Linked DNA regions of Homo sapiens: region 1 is linked to region 2. Evidence: chromatin contacts called from ENCODE Hi-C or POLR2A ChIA-PET data. All regions are on one chromosome and are shown on one strand. The core of a region is the stretch at or near the end of the contact, and the rest is flanking DNA. Distances in the headings are between cores, read along the strand shown.

The links. Hi-C counts contacts between places; a loop is a spot of excess contacts on that map. ChIA-PET counts read pairs that join two places held with the same protein, here RNA polymerase II (POLR2A). Pooled maps may share reads with other maps.
Region 1: a loop to region 2 is called in a pooled map, with 5 times the contacts of the local background. The contact joins the promoter of AARS1 here to the promoter of CBFB in region 2. A Hi-C loop is called at or near these places in 1 of 50 pooled maps. POLR2A ChIA-PET finds 5 or more read pairs at or near these places in 2 of 52 experiments (activated CD4-positive, alpha-beta T cell and activated naive CD4-positive, alpha-beta T cell).

Annotation. Positions count from the first base shown.
Region 1 is chr16:70,288,223-70,291,113 of GRCh38, reverse strand. AARS1 (alanyl-tRNA synthetase 1) reads left to right here and starts at 1,608. Exons shown (of 21, transcript NM_001605.3): 1 at 1,608-1,693. It also overlaps a transcript of DDX19B not described here. RefSeq lists a silencer at 2,263-2,392.
Region 2 is chr16:67,027,776-67,030,507 of GRCh38, reverse strand. CBFB (core-binding factor subunit beta) reads right to left here and starts at 1,359. Exons shown (of 6, transcript NM_022845.3): 1 at 1,023-1,359; 2 at 695-781. The coding sequence starts at 1,100. RefSeq lists silencers at 577-626, 877-1,116, 1,207-1,396 and an enhancer at 1,957-2,096.

The DNA.
Region 1 (2,891 bases), core at 359-2,858, 3.3 Mb before region 2:
ACTATTTGTGAGCAGCTATGAAGTGGGAAAGTAAATCAAATGATTTATGTTTTTACTGGCTTTTGGGCTTGACCTTCTTTTTGTGTAGGATGCTCTTTTTGCATAAAAAGTAGTATTTTTCTGTATTGTCTGTAACTTGAGTTATGACCAGCAGCACAATTTATTACCCGTGTATTTGGATATATCAGATGATGGAGGTAATAGTGCAGTGGTTAAGAGCATGGGCTTTGGAGTTAAATAGACACAGGTTTGGATCCTGTCTCCACAACTTACTATTGGGTGTGAACTTGTGCAAGGTAATTTCCTCATTTGTAAAAAGGGGACTCCAGCTGACCTCATACACAGTTTAAAAATCAAATGAAATAAGCATGTGAAATGTTTGATGCAATGCCTCACGTATAAATACATACATATTTTTCAGACAGGGCCTCGCTCTGTCGCCCAAGGAATGCAGTGTCACGATCAGGGCTCACTGCAGCCTCAACTTCCTAGGCTCAAGTGATCCTCCCACTTCAACCTCCCAAGTAGCTGGGACTACAAGCATGCGCCACTATGCCTGGCTAATTTTTATTTTTTATTTTTTTTTTTGAGACGGAGTCTTGCTCCGTAGCCAGGCTGGAGTGCAGTGGCGCCATCTCGGCTCACCGCAACTTCCGCCTCCCGAGGTCAAGGGATTCCCTTGCCTCAGCCTCCCGAGTGGCTGGGACTACAGATGCGCGCCCGGCTAATTTTGTGTTTTTAGTAGAGACGGGGTTTCACCATGTTGGCCAGGATGCTCTCGGTCTCCTGACCTCGTCATCCGTTGGCCTCAGCCTCCCAAAGTGCTAGGATTACAGGTGTGGGCCACCGCGCCCGGCCTTTTAAAAAATTTTTCGTAGAGACAGGGTCTAGTTATGTTGACCAGGCTGGTCTCCAACTCCTGGGTTCAGGTGATCTTCCCACCTTGGCCTCCCAAAGTGTTGCAATTATAGGCGTGAGCCACCGCACCTGGCATGTATATATGTATATGTATATATATATATTCACCCTCCTCCCCCAGGCCTATAAATATTAACTTTTTTTTTTCCAAAGGCAAATCGAGGACCAGATGCTGATCCAATCGTACCTGAACTACTGATGTTATTTCTTCCACACCAAATTCAAGGTCTCCCCCGGACAAGTGTAACCATGGGCACAATGTCAGACTCTTTGAGGGCTGTGTATCACTCAGCAACTAAAATAAACAACTATAGCAAGATATGTAACCTCTACCAAACACGTTACCGTCTCCCCTTTTTAACTATGTCAATTGTGGTGTTAGGACTTTGCCTATGGAAACCAAAATGTCGACCTCCGGGAGCCGGGGGCGGGGGGGGGCGGGGGGGGCGGGGGGGGGTCTAACTCGATCATGTGACGCACCCCATCCCACCTTTTCTCGCAGTTGCATCAGCCAAGTTAGAGCCGCCTTCCCAGGAATCCACTAATGAACGGATTCGTCCTCAGTTTGACTGGCATGTTGGTTGACCAATAATATCTCATGAGGTAAGGCGCGGCGGGGCACTTTCCGTCGGCGCGCTCTGATTGGACGGAGCGTGGCGGGTTGTGGTAGGTCGTGGTCTGAGGCCGGTACAGCTGCGCGTCTGCGGGAATAGGTGCAGCGGGCCCTTGGCGGGGGACTCTGAGGGAGGAGCTGGGGACGGCGACCCTAGGAGAGGTAGGCCGCCCTCGGAGAGCTCTGCGGTGCTAGGAGAGCGGCTGGGCCCGCAGACTGGGGGGAAAGCTCCGCAGCCGCAGTGGGCCCCAGGATCAGGCCCCGCGTGGCCTGGAGAAGCCCAGTCTGGGCTGGAGCGGGAGCTGGACAGTGTGGCCTTGCGTTCGCCCCCGGGAGCGCTGCGAGTGTCGCGGCCTCGGGTGGATTTGCTGAGCACCAATACCTCACGGTTGCCAACCTGGGGTTTTAGCTCCCTTGGTTTTAATCCCCTAGGGGCGGGTGGGGGCACGGGAGGAAGGATGGGCCAGCTGGGTGCAATCCTGCTGTAAGCCAGCCATTCCTTGATTTCTTAAAATTAACTAAACAGCTGATGCCGGTCCAGGCGCACCGAGACCGTCATCTTAAGCTGTTCTGTAAAACAGTTTGTATTTCTCGGTGTGCTTTGAAGCATGTGAGTTAATTCCGAACTTGGTGTTAAAGGATTAGTATACCTGATCACGAAATACGTATTTAGCAGCCACTGTACTAGATGCTGAGGATGTGCTGTAATAGCCCAGGGCCAGGCGCGGAGGCTCACGCCTGTAATCCCAGCGCTTTGGGAGGTCGAGGCGGGCGGATCACCTGAGGTCAGGGGTTCGAGACTAGCCTGGCCAACATGGTGAAACCCCGTCTTTACTAAAAATACAAAAATTAGCCGAGCGTGGCGGCGCGCGCCTGTACTCTCAGCCACTCCGGAGGCTGAGGCATGAGAATCGCTTGAACCCGGCAGGCGGAGGTTGCAGTGAGCTGAGATCACACCATTGCACTCCAGCCTGGGTGACAGAGGGAGACTCCGTTTCAAAAAAAAAAAAAAAAAAAGAGCCCAGAACAGTCGTTGCTGCTGGGATGGAACTGACAGCCTGATGGGGGAGGCGCACATTAAACAATCCATGAAGCGCGTATGGAAATTATGAAGGGAAACACTTGAGGCTGTGAGACAGTAAAAGAGGGGGAGCCTTATCAAGAAGGGGAAGGCGGCCGGGCGCGGTGGCTCACGCCTGTAATCCCAGCACTTGGGGAGGCCGAGGTGGGCAGATCACGAGGTCAGGAGATTGAGACCATCCTGGCTAACACGGTGAAACCCCATCTCTACCAAATATACAAAAATAGCCGGGCGTGGTGACTGGCGCCCGTAGTCCCAGTAGTCCCAGCTACTCGGGAG
Region 2 (2,732 bases), core at 110-2,609:
ATTTTTTTTTTCAACCCAAGGTCTGGTGAAGACGCACTAAATCTGCCTCCTAAAACAAGGACCTCGAGATCAACCGTGGGTTTTGCCCATCTGTGCAGTTTTTAGGAACAGCAGCCCTACTCAGGACATGGGGATAATGGTTTCTTTCTGATTCTCCTGAAGCTTAACATTCTAAGAAAATGACATTTTTAGGGCCTTTTCCCCCCCCTCCCCTCTCTATTAGAATAAATAACTGGAGGAAAGATTTCTACTCGGCGATCTGGTAGTGAGACCGCTTGACACAGAGAATTACCGACAGATCTACCTTCTAAGAAACAAACTATCGCCGACCTTGAATGAAGCTCCACTTCTTTTTCCGAATGGGGGTTTGCTTGCTACAAATACCCTGAACCCTTCTTCGGTGTCGCCGCCTAAACAATGCCCTTCGCTTGTTTAGTCTGGCTCGGGTTCGAGCTCCACTCGCGGTGCTCCGTTGGCCGACACGCGCCACCGCGGCGAGCCCCAGGAAAAGCGTCTCCCCGCGAGTACCGGCCCGCGGCATCTGGTTTCGCATTTTGAATCCCGAGTAGGAAGTGAGACGGCGCCCACTCAGTTCCGGGAGCCGCAGCAGCCGCGCCGCCGTCCGGAACCGGCCTGGGCCGCCGCGGCCCCGCGCAACAAGTGACCCGCGCGCGCCCCGGGCCAGCCGACTTACGATTTCCGAGCGGCCGTCGCGGCAGGCGTTCTGGAAGCGTGCCTGGCGTTCCTCGTGGGGCCGGTCCCTGAAGCCCGTGTACTTAATCTGCAAGGCAAGACGGCCCGAAATCAGGAGCCAAATCCGCGGCGCCGCCCGCGCGCCCGCCCTCCCAGCGCAGCGCCGATAAGGGCAAGCAGAGGCTGCGGGCGATGGCCGCCCCGGCGAGATTGCCCCTCCGCGGGCGCACCGACCGGGACTCCCGGGGACCGTGCCGCCCAAACTTTTCTCCGCCCGGGCCCACTCGGGGCGCGCTGCGGCCTCCTAGCCGCCCGCCCGCCTGCCTCACCTCACACTCGCGGCTCAGCTTCCTAAAAAACTCCTCGTTCTCGAACTTGCTTCTCTGGTCGGGCACGACGCGCGGCATCTTCCCGCCCTGAGGCCGCGCCGGCCGGCCGCGCTCGGGGCTTGCGCGGGCACCCGCTGGCTGGCTCCGCGCTGACCGACTGACCGCCCACCCGCGGCGCCCGGACGCCCGCTTCCCTTTGTTTCAGGCGCCCGCCCGCGTGGGCTCCCGTTCCGGGGAGTCTGAGGCGCCGCCGCCCGCTCGAGCCCAACCCACGCCGCCGCCGCCGCCGCCGCCGCCTCAGCCGTTGCCTGCCGCCCGCGCAGCCCCAGCGCTCACCGCCCCCGGCCGCCGCCGCCGCCGCCGCCGCCACTTCCTCTCACCGCCCACCCCGCCCCCGCCGGCCCCACCCCTCCTCCTCGCGCGCCCGCCCGCCTCCAACTCCGGCAAACAAGACGCACCATTCACAACTCCGCGGCCCACGCCGCGCATGCGCCACCCGCCCGCTGGCGGAGCGGCCTGGCTGTGGCGCCCCGGGGCTCCTTCCGCATCAGGGCCCTTTTCCCCCTGCTCGCCCGCGGCCACTCGGCGTGGAGCTGTCGTTGGGGGATCCGCCTGGCCTTTAGCAGACGGGAGTAGCCAGCGCAGGCCTTTTCTACCGCCCTTCCTCGGTCATCTGGAACTTCTGGGTTCCCCAGGTGCGCGGAGTAACCCCAGATTGTCACTTGAACGCGAGGAAACCTAAGTCCTTGGGGACTTTTCGTCCCTAAACCGACCGGCAGGGGTGTAGGCTCTGCACGTTGAAGACTGAGGTGGAAACGGACCAAAGAATCCAACCGAGTCATGGTGGAAAGGTCGTGGCTTTTGGAGTCAGATGGGTCTTAGATGGGATCCCACTCAGCTACACTACCTGCTGGCTGGGGCCTTAGATAAGAATTGGACCACTAAACCTCAGTTTCCTTATTTCCAAAATGCAGACACTCCTAGGTTTGCAGTGTTAGCGTGAGAACCTTTATGTGGGTCTAGCACACAGTGGGAGCCCAATAAATTTAAGTTTCTAAAGAAGAACAAGCTGAGTTAAGAATGTAACCGATTGCCAGTCCATATACTTACTCAATGTGCAATCAGCTGCAAAAAATAAGATCCATAAATTCTAGGGAAGTTGTTTAGCCCAAACTGGAGAAAGTCTGACATGGGATTTATGGCAGAGTTTGATTCAAAGTTAGTCCTGTGGCCGGGCACTGTAGCTCATACCCGTAATCCCAGCCCTCTTTTTTTTTTTTTTTTTTTTTTTTTTTTAAACAGAGCCTCGCTCTGTCGCCCAGGCTGGAGTGCAATGGCGCGATCTCGGCTCACTGCAACCTCCGCCTCCTGGGTTCAAGTGATTCTTCTGCCTCTGTCTCCCGAGTATTTGGAATTACAGGCACCCACCACCACGCCCAGCTAATTTTTTTGTATTTTTAGTAGAGACGGGGTTTCGCCATGTTGGTCAGGCTGGTCTCGAACTCCTGACCTCAGGTGATCTGCCCGCCTCGGCCTCCCAAAGTACTGGGATTACAGGCATGAGCCACTGCGCCTGGCCTAATCCCAGCACTTTGGGAGGCCGAGGCAGGCTGATCACCTGAGATCAGGAGCTCGAGGCCGGTCTGGTCAACATGGCAAAACCCCATCTCTACTAAAGTACAAAAATTAGCGGGGTGTGGTGGCACACGC